Linked DNA regions of Homo sapiens: regions 2 and 3 are each linked to region 1. A link is a loop called in an ENCODE intact Hi-C map of the cell type or tissue named here. Cell type or tissue: B cell. All regions are shown on one strand. Each heading gives the region's core, and the rest is flanking DNA. Links, peaks and the distances in the headings are about the cores only.

Region 1 (8,133 bases), core at 1,136-6,135:
AGCTTTACCATTTACTAGTTTATGACTTTTAACAAATTACTTAACCGTACTTGTTTTAGTTTCCTCACAGATTGTTGTGAGGATCAAAATCATCAGTCAACTATTTACAACTGTAACCAGCTCATAGTCAGCACTAAACAAAGTACATGTATTTCACAATTATCCCATCTAATGAGAGCTATTGTTGCAAGAGCAATTCTCACAGTGAGCGATTCCACATCTTCGCATTTCACTTCCTAACAGCTTTCAAAAACGGAGCTTTTTATTGTGTCTAACCACAGTCCTTCCAGCTGCACTGGGACCTCTGTCTCCCCTGGAGCCTGAGAAAGGCTGGGCTCCAAGTCCTCCTGAACAAATCAGCTTGCTGGACCCCTTGCCAGTGTGCTCTCTCCTACCTCTTGGGATCCGCCTTCTTGGTATGCTGCGGGGAAAGGAGGCCCTGTTCTGGGCGCTTGGGGAGCCTCACCTGGAGCTCTGTCTCCTGCTCCTGCTCCAGCTCACTGGCCTTCATCTGCACATAGTCCTGCACCAGTGCAGCCAGCAGGAGGCGCACTTCCTCCTCACTGAGTGTGGCCGGGTCTGGGCTGCTCTCCACGGGAGACCTGTGGAGGGGAAGCAAACTCAATGCAGGCTGTGAGTCCCTGCCTGCCCCTCCCCAGGATAAACAGCCAGGCTCCCTGGTATCTGCTTCTTCCCCTGAGGATGTGGCCACTGCGACTCCCAGGGGACAGGGCATGAGGTCAGGGTCCACCTGTGGGCACTGCTTCACCGGGAGCCATGCATGGTTTCAGAGGCACAGAGCTGCCTGGTCCCAGGGGCAGTGGGAGCAGAGGAGCCCCTGGTTCCAAGCTGTCTCACCTGAATGGCGCTGCCTGGAGGCTGCCTGCCTGGCACAGGACCAAGACTGAGAGCCAGCAAGCGGGAGAACTTCTGGGAGCCTTTGTTTGCTCTATGTAACAAGTAAAATGATGCCGCCTTTAGGCAAGTCAGTTAATCCCCAGCTGGGGTCACTGTCACAGCTTTTTTCAGTCGTTTAAGGTAACCTGGTATATTAGGGGTTTCTCTCACCTTCTAGTGAGTGGGGCCAGGCCAGCTACAGCTAAGTTTTCGGTATGTTCACACCTGGATCTAAAGGCGAAAGCATGGTACTCATTACTGCACAGAGCTTCTGCCCTAAATACCTGCTTTCTTCCCTACCATGCCCACCAGCCTAGATCCTTCTTCCCATCTATCCCGGACTCTTTAGAGGATGTCTCGGGCTCCGCCCATTTTCCATAGCTTTTCCAAAGGCACTTCCTAACTAGGAGTCCCCAAGTCTCCTCAGGCTTCAGGTCCCCTTTCCAAGTCTTTCCATCCCTTCACACCTCCTCATGAAATATCTCTCCACGCACCCTTCCCCAGGGCCTAGAACAACATGTGGAGCTGGGGGTGGGGGATTCAGTTGCCCCTCCTGTAGTCTGCCTTGGCTTTGTTCTTCATAGGAATTTAAAACTCCAGGCTCCACACAGCTCTGCGTTTGTTCAGGGGGCTCTCTAGAGTGTCTCCTAGGGTTCCTCGTGTCTTTTGGGGCCCTTCCCCAAGAGGTTGGTGTGGCAGAGTGGCTAGAGGCCAGGTTTCCTGTGCTGCCTCTGTTCCTGTGTAACCTCAGGCAAGTAACTGGACACTATCTAGGCCTCATTGCCCCAGTGGGGTACCTTCAAGTTTGAAGGCATTCATGAATGTAAACGGTTTGGAAGCTTCACAGAGCAGAGAGAGATGTCCAGGCCTGAGGGTGCCGGGTTCCGCTTGGGGTTGAAGGCACTTAGTCCCATCCTGTGGGTCTAGTCTACCATGAAGGCTTTCTGCCCAATATGGCTGAAGAAGGCAGGCTCACTGTCTCCCTCCTTAGGCACTTAGACAGCTGGGGTTATCTTTCCCGGGGCAAGGTCGTTATTTCAATAGCCCAGACACACACACACACACACACACACACACACACACACATACACACTTGCTCTGCACGTTCCTAGTCCCAGGAACATTTAATGACAGGTACACAGCCCAAGGCTCCGGCTGTCTGTAGGGACTGAGCTCCGTAGCTTCACCTGAACGTAGATGCGGGTGCCTCATGCCTCTCTAGAAGGCCAAACCCCTGGACAAACCCATCTCCTTGGGATCGCCTGCTGCCCTGCGCTGATTTAGGGACTGTTCCCCAAGGGGCACACACCGTAGTGTTGGACCCAGCTCAGGTTGCCACCGAAGTGGGCCTCTCCGCGCGCGCGCAGAGTACGCCGCGGCGCCGTGACGGCCCCAAACAGGGAGCTCGCCTCCGAGGGAGCAGGCGAGAGGAGAGGGAGGATTAGGGATAAGGGCCCACTGGAAGAATGACCGGAACCGAATTTACCCTTCTAGAGACTGACAGCCGTTGAAACAGCGCCTCCAGATCAAAGGGGAGAGACCAGGGGAAATGCAGAGAACGTGCGGGGCTAACGGCAAGAGCAGACAACATCCCCACAGTGGGCGGACTCGGACCCCAGCGGGCTCCCCAGCAGTGGTACCACTGGGGCTGGCGCTCTGCCCAAGACAGCACCCCCAGAAGGCTCACCCAGGGGAAGTGAAACCCTTTGCGGTGCCCAGAATAACAAGCCACCTTTCACCGCAGCCTACGACCGGCCGGCTGCACCCCAACGCGCGCCCGAACACACATACACACACACACATATGCACACGCCTTCCTGCCCATTCACCAGGGCGAGGGCAGCCCCTCTAGAGACCGTTTTGCACAGCTGCCTTGTGCCGCGGGGCTCTGTGTGTGGAGGTGCCCTGGGCCGGCCAATCCAGGCCAGTTCACTTGCTGCCGGCTACCTGGGGTAAAGGCCCGGATGCAACCCAGCCCGTCCTGCAGCGCCCTCCAAAGGAGCACAGGGGCCTCTGCAGGCCCGAAGGTTACCAGGTGTCTGTACTCAGATAAGAACAAGCACTCGAATCCAATGCTAACCAACTCACCCATACCTATGGAGTTCGAAATGCGCGCCCCGGGAGCGGGGGCTCGCCGCCTCCCAGCCATCTTCTCGCTAACTCGTGAACTGTGACTGCCAGAAGCACCCTCACGGAGGACCCGCGCACACTCCACCAACGGACGCAGTCTTGGTTGGCATTCACATCCCGGACACACGGACCATCATTGCGTACACCCGCCTTCCCTGCAAGTGAAACTTCTTTCCAAGTGGACGCTTTGCAGAAATCCGGCCCCCGAGCAGAGTGTAGGTCCGAAGGCACAGTGAGCCCCGCCGTCTCCCGGACCTGGCTTCCGCGGACTGGGAAGAAGACCCCCCGCCTGGCCAGGCCGAAGGATTCGGTGGGCTCCTCAGTGGAGCCCACGGTCCCGACACCCGCGGTCGTGGGGCCCCTGGGCCTGTGCACCCGGACAGCTGGTATGACCCGGGGTCCGCCGGTCCGCGGGCCGCCACGCCTTCGCGGCCGACAGGGGGCGCTGTTTTGACGCTTTGCTTGCCCCTTGTGCGATCTGGGCCTAGAAAGGCGAACTTTTCTAGCGCTCAGGAAATGCTCCCAGGAAAACCACGAAGGAACTGATTTCATTCTCTGAAAACTGTTCAACCAGAAATCCCCATGTGGCGACCGTCCAGTGCGTCCTCACACTTCCAAAATAAAAGCCACCCTGTCAGAAGCCAGTGGGCCAGGCCAGACCTAAGCATAGCGAGCAAAGGGAAACCTGTGTGGATCAATTAGATTCAGACTCAGCAAATCAAAATCGTTTTGTTGCTGCTGCCTGGTGCAATCCTCAATCAAGAATAAATCCAGAGCACATCTACATTTTATATCTGATCTCTCCTTACCTAGGAAAGCAAACTGCTGGGGCAAAGACTAGCTTCGTTTTATTTGGTGAACAAAATCAGTTTCTCTATAAAGGTGCCCTGGAAGGCCCGAACTGGGGTGAGATGAGTGAGGCACTTGTTTCCATTGCAAAATGTAAAGGGGTGCCAAAAATCTCAGGAATCCAGAGTAATATTTTAACGTAATGTCTTTAATGATAAAAACGAGTGCAAAAACATCCAGGACAAAGAACATATCTAAACTTGAAATAGGATCTGACAGGGCTAGGAATCCAACCTTTCCCAATCTTTTTGTTCTATCAATCTCTCAACCAATTGGATGATGCCCACACACGCATTTGCTCAAATCCAGTCCTGCTTACCAGCTTTTACAAGTGCCACCTCTTCTTCCAAAGTTGAAGCAATTCATGTGATCCATTTCTTCTTGGAGGAGCTTGTTACCCTTTTGAATCAGTATACTTTGTGACTCAGTTTGCCTTGTGACTTCAGCTTTCTGGTGGGTCCAAAAAATTATGATTTTATAGATTATTCAGGTTTTTCTCATTGTTAGGGTGGGAGTGATATGCTACTGTTGCTTTCGAAATTGTAAGCAGGAACAGAATCCTTTTAACACCATTCTGACACTTTTAATCATGCAGTTCAGTGGCAATAATTATATTCCCAATGTTGTGCAAATCATCATCATTATCCATTTCCAGAATTTGTTCGTCATCCCAAATGGAAACTGTATTTGACAATAATCCCCACTATTCCTTCTACCAGCCCCTGGTAATTTCTATTATACCTTCTGTCTGTATGAGTTTGCCTATTCTGGGTGCCTCATATAAGTAAAATCCTACAATATTTGTCCTTTTGTGTCTGGCTTTCACTTAGCATAATGTCCTCAGTATTCATCATGTTGTAGCATGTGACAGGATTTTATTCCTTTTTAAGGCTAAATAATATACCATTGCATATGTATATATGACATTTGGTTCATTATTTTATATGTTGATGAATATTTACGTGGTTTTCACCTTTTGGCTATTGTTGATAATGCTGCTATGAAATTGGTGTACAATTATCTATTTGCATCTATGCTTTCAATTCTTTTGTGTATTTTCTTAAAAGTATCATTTTTTAAACTGGAACTTATTTTTATTTTAAATGTCATGTAAGCATATACACTAAAATTCAGAAGAGAAAGAAATTATTCTTATACAATTACTGTATTTTCTTCCTGTATTTTATGCTCATTTATTTTGCATTAACAATAGATGTTATGTAAGATTCCAGGGGAAGCAAACTCTTAGTTGGAGATTTGTGTGCCAAAAGGTAGTTGGGAGGAATCCCTGGTATCAACACCTATAAGGGAGTGAAGAAAGTAGGAATGGGCAGAAAGAAAAGTTGAACTGTACAGGAAAGACCTGTCTCACAGGGAGCTCTAGAGCTGGGCTAAGACTTCAGAGTTGTTCCAGCTTCAGGCAAGAAGCCTGACCCTTTATGCCTCACTGGAATAGGGCCAGCTTTATTGGCATATGATCTATGCAATCACACAGGGCCCCTATACTCACAAGGGCTCCATGCTTAGTTTAATGCTCTGCTATTACTGTCATGAAGTTCCTGGTAATTTTGGAGTAAGAGGACCCATATTTTCATTTTTCATTGGACTTTGCAAATTATGTAGCTGGCCCTGCCCTCAATCATGCATTCAATGAGAATTTTTCCCAGGAAGGATCTAGACGTTGATCAACACAATTCCCTCTGGCTGAGAGCCATTCTCAGAAACTGACTCATCTGAGAGCTGTCAGCCACCATACTCCAGTGAGGCTGGAGGAATGCAAGACTCAGTCCTGAAAGTGAGATTTGGGCAGTACACAACAGCATCCACTACAAACAGCTTCAGACATGTACCACTTTCACACAGCTCTAATTATGGTGTATATGTACACACTTGTCTACTTTGTACCTATCACATCACAGACATTTTCAGTGAAACTTCGTTGTCTTCATAGCTATGCCTTTTAACTATGTGTAATATTTCAAGGGCATTTCAAGATGTATTTTACTTCATAATTTCATTTCCCTCATCAGTCATTATTTCTATATCTATTTTACTATTTGATTGTACGTAATTTTATTACCAGAACCTCAAATTTTCTGTGACAACAAGAGATACAAATTTATCTATTGATTTATTCTTGGTCAGTTAGGTTTCTAACTTATTCTTATATAGTAATGTTATAATGAATATCTTTTTTTATTCAGAGTTCTCCATGTTTGAGATTATTTCTTGGTGTAGATTATATATAGAATTATTAGATGAGGTAGGCCATTTTGGTGACTTTGGATAGAAATTGCTAAATTGTCTCCCAAAAAAATCCATTAGATATTTTAGTATCAATATCAAATATCAATAGACAAGGGAGTATCTGTTTCATGGCATCATGGCCATTATTGTGGGTTTAAAAATTTTTCGGCTTATTATATTTTTAAAAATATTATTCTCATTTAATAGGCAAAATGGTACTTCAGAGTTTGTTTGTCAGCAATTTACTAAGAAAAAACTGAAAAATTCAGAAAAGTTGAAGCACTTGTACAATGAATACCCATGTACCCCATACCTAGACTTTAAAATTTTGCTGTATTTGCTTTAACACATATTTAGATATCTATTCATCCCTTTGTATATGCATTAATGTGTATTGTTTTTAACTTATCTCAAAGTAAGTTGCATTCAATAGGACACTTCACCCTACACACTTTAGTATGCATATCCTAAATAGAGTTCAATGTTTGCTTGCTGGTCCTTTTTAGGGAAGAAGTTTCAATACAATGAAACGCATAAATTTTAAGTACTCAGTTTGATGGGTTTTGAAAAATGCATACCCCTACAAAATATAAACCTACAAGAAAATACAGGATGTTACCATTATGCCAAAAAGTTGCCTCATACCCCTTTCCATCAAACCCTGCCCCCAATACCTGCTCCCACCTTCCCAGAGGCAAATACCATTTTCAATTTTTAAAATCACAGTTTACTAAAGGCAGCTCCAGAACTCCATGTAAATGGACAGATACAGTATGTACGCTTTGAGATATACATTTTTTCACTTGGCATGTTTTTGAGATTCTTCCACATTGTTTCATGTACCAGCAGATTTTCCTCCCCCATTTTATTGTTTAGTAGTATTCCATTGCATGAATATACCCAGTTATTTATTGATTCTCCTGTTGATATATATCTGGGTTACGTCCAGTTTTTGGGTTTTCTGAATTAAGCTGCTGTGAATTTCAGAGATATTTTATTTTGCGTTTTTTATTATGAGTGAAGCTGTGCCTTTTCATGTTTGTTTACCCATTGTTAATTCCTCTTTAATGAATTCTGTATCTACTCATGGCATTTGTTTAATAATTTCTTTGATTTTCAAAGGTTGTCTTATATGTTTTTAAGAACTGTTTAAATAGTAAATGTATGGCTGGGCGCGGTGGCCACGCCTGTAATCCCAGCACTTTGGGAGGCCAAGGCAGGTGGATGACCTGAGGTCAGGAGTTCGAGACCAGCCTGGCCAACATGGTGAAACCGCATCTCTAATAAAAATACAAAAAATTAGCCGGGCATGGTAGCGGACACCTGTAATCCCAGCTACTCAGGAGGCTGAGGCAGGAGAATCACTTGAACCTGGGAAGCGGGGGTTGCAGTGAGCCGAGATCGCGCCATTGCACTCCAGCCTGGGCAACAAGAACAAAACCCCATCTCAAAAAAAATAAATAAATAAAAATAAATAGTAAATATATTACCTCCATAACTATCTTACTTGTAGTTTGGTATTTAACTATTTTCACAACTTTTATTTGGGCAGTAATGGCTAATTCTCAATATTTAATTAGAAGATAGAGGTTCTATTTTCTAATATATTTTGAAAAATTCTGAGCGGATTACTTATATAATATTTTTAACACATTTTTATTCTCTTCAGAAATTTAATACCACTATTGCCAGAATACACACCACATGCACACATACATACACACAAATCTTTACAAAGAAAACATAAGTGGTTTAAATTTGATTTTAAATTTATATGTAAGTTCTAGGATATTATTAGATTCATAGCTGAGAGCATATTATGAAGCTCTGAAATTGAATAATATGTCACATAGTCAAAATGCATTTTTTCAAAATTTTCATTTGCCCTAAGATAATAGTTACTGTAAAACTGTATTTCAGAGCTTAGGTTAAAATACTGCTTTTAGACCAATCCATGTGGAAGACAATATTTTTTAAAGCTTGGTCCTTTCTGTATCTTGGCACAGTTTA
Region 2 (8,133 bases), core at 1,014-6,013, 590 kb after region 1:
TTTATTCTTCCTGCTCCGTTTGAAAATGACCTGATTCTCTTTTAGAAATGTGGCTTATTTTACAGTTGTCCTCTTCATACATTTATTTACTTATTTAGAGACATTCTCTCACTCTGTTGCCCAGACTGGAGGGCAGTGGTGCAATCGTAGCTCACCTCAGCCTTGCACTCCTGGGCTGAATTGATCCTCCAGCCTTGGCTTCCTGACTTGCTGAGATTACAGGTATGAGCCACTGTGCTCAGCTCCCCTTTGTACATTTAGAGTTTGCAATGATTTGTTTTGTAGGGAAAGATCAAGAGGAAAAACTAGTAAGTTCATTCATCATCTGCTTCTTGTTGATAGAGGCTACGTTTCTTAAAAGTAATTACCTTTGAATTTTGTTTCCCAAATAATTTAGTGAAATGTCAATATGAATTCATCTTGCCTTTTAAGATTTTATTTTATTTTGGGATGGAGTTTCGCTTTTGTTGCCCAGGCTGGAGTGCAATGGCACGGTCTTGGCTCACTACAACCTCTGCCTTCCGGGTTCAAGCGATTCTCCTGCCTCAGCCTCCTGAGTAGCTGAGATTACAGGCACCCACCACCACACCTGGCTAATTTTTGTATTTTTAGTAAAGATGGGGTTTCACCATGTTGGCCAGGCTGGTCTTGAACTCCTGACCTCAGGTGATCCACCTGCCTCAGCCTCCCAAAGTGCTGGGATTACAGGTGTGAGCCACCATGCCCGGCCTAAGATTTTATTAATACAGATATTCTGCATCTTTACAGGTCTGTCTTGCATTTTGCAAACACGTCTGTTCTTGGTAAGGTGTATACGTTTTGAATTCTCTTCTTCCATAACTTGGATGATTGAGAATCTGTGGAACTCCACCCAACACCTATAAGGGTAGCAGTGTTAAATGGCAGTACATTAACATCTATGCCTCCATAGTACCTTTTTCTAAATTTACTCTTACCACACAGAAACTATAGTATCTCCTTCATTCTAAGGCACACATTAAAAAATTTCTTATTTTAACACCTCTGTAATTAGGTGCATTTTCTAATTGATGTCATCCTCCTGTCAACAAAAGGTGGTTATTTGTTCTCTTGTCTTGCCTCCTACTTGACTATAAGTAGACTCCTTGAAGGCAGGAACTGATAGTCATTTATTTTTGTTATTTCCAATGTCTCATTTGCAGTAGAACCCAAAGTTTGGTGAATTACAATGTAACAATTTTCGGGATATCTTAATAAGTGTTAGTTGAAATGAGAGTTTCATTAGGACACTGTTTTTGGATTGTTTTGAAACAGGGTCTTATTTTGTCACCCAGGCTAAGTGCAGTGGTGCGATCATAGCTCACTGCAGCCTTGACCTCCTGGGCTTAAGCAATCCTCCTGCTTCAACCTCCCAATTAGCTAGGACTACAGAGGTGTACCACCGTGCCTGGCTTTATTTATTTATTTAGTAGGTAGAGACAGGGTCTTGCTATGTTGCCTAGGCCAGTCTTGAACTCCTGGGCTCAAGCAATCTTCCTGCCTTAACCTCCCCAAGTTCTGGGATTATAGGCATGGATTGCTGTACCTGGCCTCATCAGGATACTTTTGCAGGGGGAGATGTAAAAACTGTAAAAAGGAGGGCCTGGAAAATGCTAATATACATAGTTAAATGCTATTCCTACTTTTCCCTCCTTTGTACCCCTTCTGTCTTTCTCTTTTGGTTGATTCTCTTCAGACTGATGCATACCTCACCAAGAAAGCATTGGTTTTAGCAGATGTGAGTGAAGTAAAAAGACTAAGAATTTTATATTTTTATTTATGACAGGCTATTTTTTGAGCATCTTTTGGATATTGCACTGTGCGATTGTCACTTTCCATTATGTAAATGAGGAAACAGTCAAATATGTTCAGAGACGTAAAATTTTAGTCCAAGATGGTGGAAGAAGGACCAAACTTCCTGTTATGGGTTTCTGATCTGGGCTTTCTGCTTTAAAATCTCTTCTGAACTACGTTTTTTTTGTCTTTTTATTAGTTTAAAATTAATGTTTTTAATAGCTCTGTGGTTTTGAGACTGAATTTTTACATTCTTATCACAGTAAATGTTTGCTTAAAAAGGTGGAGTTGATCTGGTCTCCCTTTATCTTGCCTCTGAGTACCCTAAAATGTGGATTTAATTTTAGTGCTAGAAACTGTTTAGTGGGTCTAGTTGTTTTCCTTAATTAAATTTAAGCTTTTACATGTGGGTGATTAGAAAAGTCTTATCCAGAACCTCAGTTGGCATTTTTTAGAAATGACTGCCATGTAGTTTTTTTTTAGTAGACTTTAAGAACTTTAGAGTTACAGAAAACCTGAGAAGATAGTATAGGAACTTCCCATATATCTGTCACCTAGTTCCTCTATTGTTAACACGTATGGTACATTTGTTAGAATTAATGAACCAATGTGGATACATTATTATTAGCTAAAGTCTATACTTTATTCAGGTTTCCATAGTTTTTACCTAATGTCCTTTTTCTGATCCAGGATCCCATCAAGATAACACATTACATTTAGTTGTCATGCCTTCTTAGGCTCCTCTTGGCTGACTTTCCTTGTTTTTGATGACCCAACTATTTTGAAGAGTACTCATTAAGTATTTTGTAGAGTGCCCCTCTATTAGAATGTGTCTAGTGTTCTTCTCATGACAGGTGTAGGGTTATGGGTTTTGGGTTAGGAAGACCACAGAGGTGAAGTACCGTTTTCATCACATTATATCAAGAGTACATGCTGTCAGCGTGATTTGTAACTGTTGATGCTGACCCTGATCATCTGGCTGAGGTAATGTTTGTCTGGTTTCTCTACTATGAAGTTGCTCCCTGCCCCAACCCTTTTCCATATTGTATTCTTTGGAAGGAAGTCCTTATGTGCAGCTCACACTTACGGAATGAGGATGCTGTCTAATTTTGAATAAACATTTAAATAGTAGAGGCTTAGTTTAAAAATTTACCTGGAGTTAGTGAGACTTTTGCTTTTTATAACAAAAACCATGGCTATTTAAATGAAATATTAAAACATGTGCTTGCATTTGGCTGGGCATGGTGGCTCCTGTAATCCCAGCACTTTGGGAGGCTGAGGCGGGCGGATCACTTGAGGCCAAGAGTTTGAGACCAGCCTGGCCAACATGGTGAAACCTGGTCTACTAAAAATACAAAAATTAGCCAGGCATAGTGGCGTGTGCCTGTAGTCCCAGCTACTCTGGAGGCTGAGGCAGGAGAATCACTTGAACCTGGAGGCGGAGGTTGCAGTGAGCCGAGATCGCACCACTGCACTCCAGCATGGGCGACAGAGTGAGACTCCATCTCAACAAAACAAAAACTACAAAAAAACCATGTGCCTGCATTCAAAGATTTGGTTTGGCAATAATTTTCAAGCTATTTTTCATTCTCAGTATTTCAACATTTGCTATTACATGGCAGCTGTTAGATGTTCCTCTTTATTTTATGGCATCTAATTGATAATTATTTTTTGAAAAAAATGTAATGGAAATGTGGAAGAACATTAGTCAAGAGCTCTTGAATAAAATTCGTTAATATTTTGTTCTGCATTTATTGCTTTTCTGCACTTCTTATTTCTGCATATATTATTTCTAAAATTGAGGATTTGGTTGATATGTAAATTATGATTAGAGACCAGAACAGTTTAGGACCCAAAATGATCAAGGGAAAGCACCTCGCTGGAAACCCCCATGACAATAAAACTCTCCTTGTAGTTCCCATTTGTATGTTTCAATTATAAGGCTTATGTTAAAATTAGATCAGAATTTCCATCATAGACTCTCAATTTCATAGTTGTGTAAGTGCCATATAAACCTAATTGTAAACAAAGGCATTTAATGATGGACATTATTTGAACAATTTAAGATCAGGTTATTTAGCTCACAGGCTAGAAAATACATGTCTAGTTTCACATTTTAAAGTTGAGAGATTGTGAAGATGGGCTTTGGTTCTAAAGGTGAATTTTATAGTTTTTTCTAATGATTTTCCAGATTTTCTACAATGAAGATGTGTTGTTTTATAACATAATAAATTAAAAATACTTGCTAAATTCTTTTTTCTTTACTGATTGCTCTTGAGACTTACTGCATTGTAAACAAATGACTATTTTAGATGTGTATATTAATTTCCTAGGTCTGCTGTAACAAACCACCTCAAACTTGGTGGTATAAACAAGGGAAATTTATTTTTTCATAGGTCAGAACTCCAAAATCAAGTTGTTGTCGTGCTGGTTGATTCTGGAGTCTGAGGAAGAATCATTTCCATGCCTCTGTCCTGGCTTCTGGTGCTTATCAGCAGCCCTTTGTGCTCCTTGGCTTGCTTGTGGATGCATCCCTCCAATCTCTGCCTCTGCCTTCATGTGGCCTTCCTCTCTGGGTTATTTTCTGTGTTTTGCATCTCACCCTCCTTTCTCTTATAAGGACAACAGTGGTTGGATTTAGGTCCAGGGCCATCTCACTTTAATAACTGTAAAGACCCTATTTCCAAATACGGTCATATTCATAGGTACCAGGCATTAGGAGTTGGATATATCTTTTTTGGATGCCACCATTCAGGCCACTACAGTGAGCAAGCCTCTTCCTGCATTTGCAAATAAGCACTATGAAAGTACTTTTACTAAATGCAATAATAGCTATAGAATCTGACCTATATTATATGCATATAAATGTGATTCAGAGTTACATGTTTACTTTCTTTTCATGTGGTTTACAATTGATGTGGCATTCTTTTACTATGAATTAGGCTGAGCACATACAGACAAGCTATAATTTGTGTCTCTAAATGGTGTGAGCAGGGTCTTAAATTCTGTGAACATGTGCTGTTTAGCTCTTGACTTTTTAAACCTACGTACTTGGGTATTTTTATAAGATAAATGTTTATAGTTCCTTTTGATATGAATCATGTTTGTCTCCACATAAAAGTTTAAAATTATCCCTAGCGACCTAGTCTGATTTAAATTTGTGTGCCATAAGATATTTTATAAAAACAGAATTGCTGGTAGAATGAGGTTAAGTAATCAAAAGTAAGACTGGTTGTCCTTGGTGTGAATAGACAGCCACTTTCAGAGAAGTGCTGGCCCGGCCTCCAGGCATGTGGTTTGGAGGGAATCTCTGGTTGAGAACATTTGCTGCTGCTGCTTTCCCATTTTGAGATGAACTTGATGAGGAATTTAGTTCTTCGTATTATTAGGAAAGTAAAACAACAGTGATACAGGTGTGAGATTGCTTTTTTGAATTTTATTGTGCCATAGACCTATATGTCTTCACTAAAACATAGCTCCACAAGTGCCAGAACTGGCTGGGTGCAGTGGCTCACACCTGTAATCCCAACACTTTGGGAGTCCTAGGTGGTAGGATTACTTGAGGCCAGGAGTTGATGACCAGCCTGGGGAATATAGTGAGACCTCATATCTACAAAAAAATGAAAAAATTAGCCAGGCGTGGTGGCATGCACCTACAGTCCCAGCTACTCAGGAGGCTGAGGTGGGAGGAGCACTTGAGCCCAGGAGTTCAAGCCAGCAGTAAGCCGTGATCGGGCCACTGCACTTCAGTGCGGGCAACAGAGCAAGATTGTCTCTAAAAATAACAAAAAACAAACAAAAAACAAGTGCCTGAATTATGCTGGTTTTATTCTTATTCAGAACCATATCCTAGCTTGTAGGTATTAAGTACACAACAACTATTTGTCAAATGAATAGTATATCATAGATGCTCTTGAAATCTATGTGGCATTTCAAGACGTGTCTTATTCTTTTCAATGGCTGTTTGCTATGCTGTGATAGATATGCTGTAATTCATGTAACTAGTCCGTGTTCTCCCCTTAGGGATATTTAGGCTATTAAGAGTTTTTCAGGCCGGGCACAGTGGCTCACACCTGTAATCCCAGCACTTTGGAAGGCCGAGGTGGGTGGATCACTTGAGGTCAGGAGTTTGAGACCAGCCTGGCCAACATGGGGAAACCCCATCTCTACTAAAAATACAAAAATTAGCCAGGTGTGGTGGCAGGTGCCTGTAATCCCAGCTACTCAGCAGGCTGAAGCAGGAGAATTGCTTGAACCTGGGAGGCGGAGGTTGCAGTGAGCCGAGACTGAGCCATTGCACTCCAGCCTGGGCAACAGAGTGAGACTCTATCTCAAGAAAAAAAAAAAAGTTTTTCACAGTAACAAAGCTACCATGACATATCTTGTTTGTGTGTGTATGTTTATGTAACTTTCGTAGTTTGCAGTGTTAATTTCCTTCATTCATGGCTATGTTCTTGTGAAACAAGCACATTTTAAAATATATTATTGAAATAATTTTCCAGTATAACTGACCTATATTTTCTTAAATACATTTAAAGTACTTTTATGTTGCCAGGCGCAGTGGCTCGTGCCTGTAATCCCAACACTTTGGGAGGCTGAGGTGGGCGGATCACCCGAGATCAGGAATTCAAGACCAGCCTGGCCAACATGGTGAAACCCCGTCTCTACTGAAAATACAAAAATTAGCTTGGCGTGTTGGCACGTGCCTGTAATCCCAGCTACTTGGGAGGCTGAGGCAGGAAAATTGCTTGAACCAGGGAGGCAGAGGTTGCAGTGAGCCGAGATTGTGCCACTGCACTCCAGCCTGGGCTGGAGAGACTCTGTCTCAAAATAAAATAAAGTACTTTTTTATTTTATTTTTATTTTTTAAAGACAGATTCTCGCTCTGTTGCCCAAGCTGGAGTGCAGTGGTCTGATGATGATAGCTCACTGTAGCCTGAAACTGCTGGGCTCAAGTGGTCCTCCTGCCTCAGCCTCCAGAGTAGCTGGATTATAGGTGTACCCCACCACACCGGGTCAATTTTTAGGTTATTTTTTTATAGGTCTTGCTATGTTGCCTAGGCTGGTCTCAAACTCCTAGCTTCAAGCGATCCTCTCACCTTGACCTCCCAAAGTGTTGGCATTATAGGCATGAGCCACTGCTTCTGGCCTAAAATGCTTTTAAATTTGTTTCTCCTCGAATCAGTGAAAAATCCTTTGCCACAGAGTTTTGAAAAAAGTATCAGAAGCAGTGTGTATGCACACACTGTTTTGATTTCCTCTGTGGGATGGTTCTTGGCTAATCCCTTTGAAAGGAAGTATCAGAACCTGTCTGTCCATTGCATGCAAGGCTGGGAAGGAAAGCAGTAGCCACACAATAGGTTACAATTAGAACACTGAATAAGAAACAAGGAAGAATTCCTTCCATGCCTAAGAGAGATGCATAACCTTAGGGTGACCATATGTCTACTTGCCTAGGAAAGTCCTGGTTTATGCCTGTTGTCCTGATGTAATTATTATTAGCATCCTCTTTGAGTCCCAGTTTATCAGTAACTTATATGGTCACCCTACTTAATCTTTCAGTTCTTTTTTTCCTTATCTGTAGAGAGAGAGCAGTGCCTGGTATATAGTAAATGTCATGTAAGTGCTTGCTGTCACTGTTATTATGATTACTTGACCTATCAGCAACCCTTATCTTTCGCTCCTTCTTAAATTATTTTCTTCTCTTGGCCTCCTGGCTACCATTTTCTTTGTTCTCTTCCTACTTTTAGCTGCTCCTTCTCAGTTTCCTTGCCTAGATCTTTCTCATTTTCCTGACCTCCCAACAGTGAAGTACCCCAGGTCCCAGTCTCTGTTGTTTTCTCTGTCTGATTCGTCTTGTGACAATACCATCTATCTCCTGACTCCCAAATTTGTCTTCAGCCCCACCTTCTCAGTGAATCCCAGACTCATTTCTGTAGGTGTCTAATAAGTGTCTTAACAGAACATGTACAAAACCACTCTGTATTCTTCCTCCATTCTCTACCCCACCAGCCTGTTGCAGCCCAATAAATGGTACCACCATTCTTACAGTTAATTAGGCAGAAAAACTTGGCATCATCTTTGAGTCTTTTCTGACAGACTCTGTATCTACATCCAGTTTATCTGCAAATGCTGTTGGCCCTCCTTTGGAAGTAAACACGGATCTGGCCACTTTACACCTCCATTCCAGTCACCTCCCTTCAAGCTGCAATTTTCTTTTCATGATTTATTGTAATAGCTTCTTAAGTAGTCTCTGATTTCACCCTTGACCTATAATCCAGTCTTCTGACTGCAGCCAGTATTACTTTTCATATGAAAGTC
Region 3 (8,133 bases), core at 1,014-6,013, 330 kb after region 1:
GTTTTCTGCTCACTCAGCAGTAGACACATGATCCAGGTTCAGGAATAAGTACGTGATCCAATTTGGGCTAATAAGAATCAGGGGCAAAGTTTTTGCTGGACCTTCTACTGGGGTTATTAAGTTGAAAGTTACTAAGTTGTGTGGAAATGCAAGTGTGGCATTGCCAACAACCATCTTGCTTCTATAAGAGGAAACTGCCTGCGAATAAAATTCGTATAGAAGAAAGCAGAGCTAAGGGATATAAAGAAGCCAAGTCTTAATAATGTGACTTTGCAACCCTGAAACAATACTGAAGTTACTACAGATAATCCTGGGCTTTTCAGACAGACAAATCAATAAAAACCTCTTTTTTTCTTAAGCTATTTTGAGTTGGGTTCTGGCAGTTGCAACTGAGTCTTGACTAATACAGGTCCTTATATGCTGGAAAAATAATTATTATTATTTCAACTCAGAAGGTGATTTTTTTAGTGTATTTGCCTCTGAATAGTTATAACATAGATAACACTTACTGATCACTCTTATTAAGGGTTTTACTCATATTAGCCCATCTGAATCTCAAAAGCAACCTCATGAAGTATGTACTGGTATTATCATATCCATTTTACTAAAGAGGAAATCGAAGGCACATAGAAGTTAATTAACTTGTCTAATTGGTGTACACTTTGGTTTTAGACCTTGGATTCCTAACTGTTACACTGTGCTGCTTGAGCCAACTGATTCAGATGATACTAACATCCTTTTAAGAAAAGCTCTCATACCAAGACTTCATTAGAGGTTGCCAGCCTATGAATTATATGCCCTTAGAACAAATGCAAGGGTGGGCAATGTAGTTCACTTTCGTCAGAATTGGCTGAGAATGACAGCTACCAAGAATATAGTAGACTATTCACCAGCCAATATATGTACACCAGCCAATGGGACCCAACATCAAATCCCTCTTTTCTTATTTGGGAACTTTCTAAAGGTTCTCTCATATGTGTTTCCCTTTGTCCTCTTTCCCTCGATTCATCCCATAACTACATAGCTCCCTGGTGTCAGTATGACACTTTCTATCTGTAGTTCATCTGTCATTCCTATCACTCCTGATGTGTTGCCACTGGTATTAAGGGGAATCCCAACACGATTCCACTTCAGTAGTTTCCATGCTGAAGATGGGAGAATGAACTGAGGGCTCCTAATCTTCTTAAACAACCCCCATTATGCCTCCAAACTGGATAATCTCTCAGTTTCCTACAATTCCCTCTTCTTGTGCCTCTTCCAGACTTACTCCCTTGTGTTCTTCTCTGCCTATGGCTCCAGTCTGACAGGCTTAAGATCTAAAGCCTGGATCCCACTATCACCAAACCAAGTATGTATTTCAGACTTGAAGCCATAATGATCTGATCCTTTCATTTTTCAGCAAATGTTTATTAAGCACTTACTAGGCACTGGAGATTTAGGGATGAGTATGACACAGTTTTATCTTTCTAGAAGCTCTCAAAGTACTGGACTCAGGGGAAGTTAAGATGGGACACAAGGCCAACAGTTCCTATGAATGGAGTGACTTAGAATCACAGCAGAGGCAGATGCCAACTTATTGAAGAGAATAAGGAGGCTTTTTAATGCAGGACAGAAGATGGAGTGGCAGGAAAAGTGGTCTTGAGGTGTAGCAGGAATTATCCAGCAGAGAATAGCATTCCAAGCAGATGGAACAGCATGTTCAAGGCTAGGAAGGCAATAAAGGATAAGACGTGTTTGAGAAATAGCAAGAATTTTAGTATGGCAGGAGCAGACAGTCTTTGAGGGAGAGTGGTGAGAGATGATTCTAAAATAGTAGGTAGAAGCCAGCTTGTGAAATCCTTGTGTGTTGTGTTCTGGAATCTGAAAATCATCCATTATTCATAGACAGCCAATGAGATCTCAAGCGAGAGTGACATGATTACATTTGTATTGCAGACAGATCACATGAGCAACAGTGTCGCTCTCTTGTAGTAATCAGATCTTTCTTTCCAGCCCTGCTCTTTGGATTTGAGGTTCTTCAGATCAACCCAATTTGTGGCCTCCATTATCACTGCAGACAGATTTTTCTCTCCCTTTCCTCAGCACACAATCAGTGTACCTTGAAGTTCCCTCTTACCCATCCATCAGCCTGGGAATGGCATTTCCTCAGAGAAGCAATTCTCAAACACATGTGGGTGTGTAGCTTGTAGGAAGGATATATCATGTTCACTTGGAGGGCATTTTCAAAGTACATGTGCCTTTGCATCACATGCCCCTCTTGCTCTGAAATTCTAATAGGCCAAAGGTTTGAGGGGGGTTTCTAGGGGAACTAGCATTTTGTAAAAGTTTATTCTTTTAAAGAATAGAGATCTAGACATGGAAACTCTAATCAAGACATACTCCTCTCAATTCCTTAGTTGTTATTAAAATACTACAAAATCTGCATTTATATTATAATAGTGACACCTCTTATAGTTGGTCGAAAGTTGGCCCCAAAAAGGATGTGTCCATGTCCTAATACTTGGCCCCTGTTAATGTTACCTTATTTAAAAAAAAAAAAAAAAAAAAAAAGTCTTTGCAGCTGTAATTAAGTTAAGGATCTTGAAATGAGATCATCCAGATGGATTTTAAATCCAATTCCAAGTATCCTTATAACAGACAGAAGAGTAAAAGACAAAGACAAAGAGGAAAGGCCATATGAAGATGAAGGTAGAGATCGCCGTTACGTAGCTAGAAGCCAAAGAATGCCTGGAGACATCAGAAGCTGGACAAGGCAAAGAAGCATTCTCTTCTAGAACCTTCAGAAGGATCATGGCCCTGCCAATACCTTGATTTCAGACTTCTGTCCTCTAGAATAGTAAAAGGATAGATTTATGTTGTTTTAAGTCACGAGGTTTGTAGCAATTTGTTATGGCATCTCTAGAATGTCAACATACCTTCTTTCTAATAGGTTATACCTAATAGTTACTTTTAAGAGAGGAGACAGTTTCCAAAGTGTTGTATAATAGCATGATGTAAATGAATTTAGGCCAGGTAACTTAATCCCTTTGAGCTGGTTTCTTCACCTAATCCCATCCTCACAGAATGTTGAGATGATTCAATGAGATAAAATAAAACTACCCAGCAGACAACTGGCAAAAACCAGGCTCTAAAGGAAGTATCTATTTGAGAATAGGACTCAACACATGTTGCATAGACACTCTGGTGAAACAAGCTCTCCCAGGAGAAGGCCGGGATAATTAACATGCAATGTCTGGGCCTCTATCAGAATCTCTTTTACATGTAACCACTTACACCCATCTGGTATCAGCTCTTGTTTGTCACCAACTAACCACTGCCCTCTCCTGCAACCTTCTCTACTTCCTGTTTACGTAGATAGCTGCTTCCTGACTGACGAAACTGAATGGTTTCAGCCAGACTGCTTTTCCCCTGGACCCATGCCAAGAATACCTTCTTTACTTTGCATTTCTCATTCTGCTTTCTTCTTATAGTAGAAGCCATCATATTAATGAGTTGCAAACTGCTGCCCTGAGCTATTCCCAGCTAATCAGTTAGTCTTCTTCCTAGCTATTGGATTAAATCAGATGAACACAAGTAATAACACGTCAGGTATCATGTCTGTATCAAGAAATTTGTCCATCCTTTCTTGCTCCAGCCCTGCCAAGCTACTGACAATGATGCTTTTTTCATTTAACTGGACAAGTCATAATGCTGACACTCTCAAGCCCAGCCCTGTCCTGTTTATGTGAAGCAATTCTAACCAAGGCCAGCAGGACAACAAACAATAGGGTTAAACTTGACCAGAACTCCAGATTGGGAGACTATTTTTTTTTAATTATACTTTAAGCTCTGGGGTACATGTGCAGAACATGCAAGTTTGTTACAAAGGTATACACTTGCCATGGTGGCTTGCTGCACCCATCAACCCGTGATCTACATTAGGTATTTCTCCTAATGCTATCCCTCCCCTAGCCCCCAACCCCCCAACAGGCCCCGGTGTGTGATGTTCACCTCCCTGTGCCCATGTGTTCTCATTGTTCAACTCCCACTTATGAGCGACAACATGTGGCTGTTTAAATGATCTAATTTGTGGTTCTCAATATGAGTGAATATGCAAATCATGTTAGAGGCTCTTTCAAACAAACAGATAAACAAATATTTGGAACATGAGTTAGGCATGGATTTTTTTGTTAACTCCTAAGTGGGATAATAACTTTTCCCTCAACTCCAGGCTTATCATCCTTAACACAATAGTTAAGGATGTGAACACTGGAGCCTGACTGTCTGGGTTCAAATTCTGGCTTTGCCACCCATAAGCTGTGTGGCCTTGAGCATGTCACCTAACCTCCTTTGCCTCAATTTCCTCATCTGTAAAACAGTTGTAATAATACCTACATTTGCCAGGGAATTGTGAGGAATAAATAAGTTAACTTGTGAAGAGCACTTAGGCTATATAAATGCTATTATTACTATTACTTTTATTGTTGTTTTATAACTTCTCTGGAGAGACAGGAAGTTGGTCAGAGGGTGAGATGCCTGAATTAGTGATTTCAAGATGAGGCAGGTTGAGGTGATGTGAGGGTTCACAGTATGACAGTGGAAGTGGATAGCAGAGGTAGAATGGAGGAAAGATCATCATTGGAAGGAGAAAATTAGTAGTAGTATTAAAGCATGTTCTTTATGAGACTGGAGTACCTGAGTTCAGATCCTGCCTTCACTACTTAATGGCAGCGCAACCATGAGCAGATTACTTAATTGTTTTCTCATCTGTACCACTACAGAACCATGAGCAGATTTCTCCTCTGTAAAATGAAGATAATAATAGTGACCTATCTTATAGGGCTTTCATGGAATCAAATAAGTTAGTAAATAACATACTGATTTCTTAGAACAGTGACTGGCATTTAGCAAGTGTTAGCTCAGGATACAAAAGCAATGTGCAAAATCACAAGCATTCTTATACACCAATAACAGACAAACAGAGAGCCAAATCATGAGTGAACTGCCATTTACAGTTGCTTCAAAGAGAATAAAATACCTAGGAATCCAACTTACAAGGGATGTGAAGGACCTCTTCAAGGAGAACTACAAAACACTGCTCAACGAAATAAAAGAGGACACAAAGAAATGGAAGAACATTCCATGCTCACGGATAGGAAGAATCAATATCATGAAAATGGCCATACTGCGCAAGGTAATTTATAGATTCAATGCCATCCCCATCAAGCTACCAATGACTTTCTTCACAGAATTGGAAAAAACTACTTTAAAGTTCACGTGGAACCAAAACAGAGCCTGCATTGCCAAGACAATCCTAAGCCAAAAGAACAAAGCTGGAGGCATCATGCTATCTGACTTCAAACTATACTACAAGGCTACAGTAAACAAAACAGCATGTCACTGGAACCAAAACAGAGATATAGATCAATGGAACAGAACAGAGCCCTCAGAAATAATACCACACATCTACAACCATCTGATCTTTGACAAACCTGACAAAAACAAGAAATGGGGAAAGGATTCCCTATTTAATACATGGTGCTGGGAAAACTGGCTAGCCATATGTAGAAAGCTAAAACTGAATCCCTTACTTACACCTTATACAAAAATTAATTCAAGATGGATTAAAGACTTAAATGTTAGACCTAAAACCATAAAAACCCTAGAAGAAAACCTAGGCAATACCATTCAGGACATAGGCATGTGCAAGGACTTCATGACTAAAACATCAAAAGCAATGGCAACAAAAGCCAAAATTGACAAATGGGATCTAATTAAACTAAAGAGCTTCTGCACAGCAAAAGAAACTACCATCAGAGAGAACAGGCAACCTACAGAATGGGAGAAAATTTTTACAATCTACCCATCTGACAAAGGGCTAATATCCAGAATCTACAAAGAATTTAAACAAATTTACAAGAAAAAAACAAATATACAAGAAAAAATCAAACAACCCCATCAAAAAGTGGGCAAAGGATATGAACAGACACTTCTCAAAAGAAGACATTTATGCAGGCAACAGACACATGAAAAAATGCTCATCATCACTGGCCATCAGAGAAATACAAATCAAAACCACAATGAGATACCATCTCACACCAGTTAGAATGGTGATCATTAAAAAGTCAGGAAACAACAGGTGCTGGAGAGGAGGTGGAGAAATAGGAGCACTTTTACATTGCTGGTGGGACTGTAAACTAGTTCAACCATTGTGGAAGACAGTGTGGTGATTCCTCAAGGATCTAGAACTAGAAATACCATTTGACCCAGCAATCCCATTACTGGGTATATACCCAAAGGATTATAAATCATGCTGCTATAAAGACACATGCACACGTATGTTTATTGCGGCACTATTCACAATAGCAAAGACTTGGAACCAACCCAAATGTCCAACAATGATAGACTGGATGAAGAAAATGTGGCACATATACACCATGGAATACTATGCAGCCATAAAAAAGGATGAGTTCATGTCCTTTGTAGGGACATGGAGGAAGCTGGAAACCATCATTCTGAGCAAATTATCCCAAGGACAGAAAACCAAACACCGCATGTTCTAACTCGTAGGTGGGAATTGAAGAATGAGAACACATGGACACAGGGTGGGGAACATCACACACTGTGGCCTGAGGTGGGGTGGGGGTAGGGGGGAGGGATAGCATTAGGAGATATACCTAATGTAAATGACGAGTTAATGGATGCAGCACACCAACATGGCACATGTATACATATGTAACAAACCTGCACATTGTGCATATGTACCCTAGAATTTAAAGTATTATAATTAAACTATAATAAATTTTTTTAAAATTTAAAAAAAGAAATTTATTCTGCTGGATACCCTAAATCATCTCCCCCAGGTTCAAAGTTCCACAGATCTCTAGGGCAGGGGTAAAATTCCGCCAGTCTCTTTGCTAAAGCAAAGCAAGAGTTCATCTCCAGTTCCCAACAAGTTTCTCATCTCAATCTGAGATCACCGCAGCCTGGGACTTCATTGTCCATATCACTATCAGCATTTTGGTCAAAGCCCTTCAACAGGTCTCTAGGAAGTGCTAAAGTTTCCAACATTTTCCTTTCTTCTTCTGAGCCCTCCAAACTGTTCCAACCTCTGCCTGTTACCCAGTTCCAAAGTCACTTCTGCATTTTTTAGTATCCTTATAGCAGCACCCCACTATAGTGGTACCAATTTACTGTATAAGTCCATTCTCACATTGCTGCAAAGATAATACCCAAGACTCGGTAATTTATAAAGGAAAGAAGTTTAATTGACTCACAGTTCTGCATGGCTAAGGAGGCCTCAGGAAACTTATAATTATTGTGGAAGGGGAAGCAAACATGTCTTTCTTGACATGGTGGCAGGGGAAAGAAGTGCTGACCAAAGCAGGAAAAGCCCCTTATAAAACCATCAGATCTCATGAAAACTCACAATCAGGAGATGGGGGTAACCACCCCCATCATTCAATTACCTCCCACTGGGTCTCTCCCACAACACATGGGGATTATGGGAACTACCATTCAAGATGAGATTTGGGTGAGAACACAGCCAAACCATATCACCATACGTCTTCTGAAATCTAGGCAGGGGCATCCAAGCCTCAACTCTTGCACTATGTGCACCTGCAGGCTTAACACCGTGTGAAAGCTACCAAGGCTTATGGCTTGCACCTTCTGAAGCAGCAGCCCAAGTACCTGGGTAACTTTGAGCCACATCTGGAGCTGGAGTGGCTGGGATGTAGGGAGCAGTGTGCCCTGGGCCTGACCCACAAAATCATTTTTCCCTCCTAGGCCTCTGGACCTGTGATAAGAGAGGCTGTTGTGAAGGTCTGTAAAATATCTTCAGGGTCTTTTTCCCATTGTCTTGGCTACTAGTACTTCCCTCTCTTTGAGATATGCAAATTTCTGCAGCCTCCTTTAATTCCTTCCCTGAAAATGGGTGTTTCTTTTCTACCACATGGCCAGGCTGTGAATTTTCCAAACTTTTATACTCTGCTTCTCTTTTAAATATAAGTTCCAGTTTCAGGTTATTTCTTTGTTCATGCATATGAACATAGAATTTTAGAGGCAGCCAGGGCAATTCTTGAATGTTTTGCTGCTTAGAAATTTCTTCTGCCCGATACTCTAAATCATATATCTCAAATTCAAAGTTCCACA

Evidence for each region. Peaks named below come from ENCODE experiments on the same cell type or tissue, not always from the same donor. Only the 100,000 strongest peaks of a DNase experiment are listed, where the experiment ranks them.
Region 2: a loop joins it to region 1, with 6 times the contacts of the local background. A loop is called at or near these places in 8 of 110 quality-filtered maps.
Region 3: it touches region 1 in a loop (16-fold over the local background); 5 of 110 quality-filtered maps call a loop at or near these places.

What each region holds. Positions count from the first base shown.
Region 1 is chr11:14,900,328-14,908,460 of GRCh38, reverse strand. It overlaps the pseudogene CALCP. Among named protein-coding and RNA genes, the nearest start is that of CYP2R1, 12 kb to the right of the region's middle. RefSeq lists enhancers at 201-700, 2,343-2,452, 2,633-2,732. In B cell, for the core only: CTCF peaks have their summits at 3,244 and 3,445 (motif pointing right); DNase peaks (open chromatin) are centred at 1,830, 2,660 and 3,480; H3K4me3 peaks cover 1,709 bases; H3K27ac peaks cover 492 bases.
Region 2 is chr11:14,309,895-14,318,027 of GRCh38, reverse strand. The region is part of intron 1 of RRAS2 (RAS related 2); the gene reads left to right. Among named protein-coding and RNA genes, the nearest start is that of RRAS2, 45 kb to the left of the region's middle. RefSeq lists an enhancer at 5,270-5,319. In B cell, for the core only: no CTCF peak of the experiment used is centred there; DNase peaks (open chromatin) are centred at 1,917, 2,557, 3,687, 5,657 and 1 weaker place; H3K4me3 peaks cover 4,126 bases; H3K27ac peaks cover 5,000 bases.
Region 3 is chr11:14,573,904-14,582,036 of GRCh38, reverse strand. It overlaps a transcript of PSMA1 not described here. Among named protein-coding and RNA genes, the nearest start is that of PSMA1, 58 kb to the right of the region's middle. In B cell, for the core only: no CTCF peak of the experiment used is centred there; a DNase peak (open chromatin) is centred at 3,366; H3K4me3 peaks cover 1,021 bases; H3K27ac peaks cover 1,734 bases.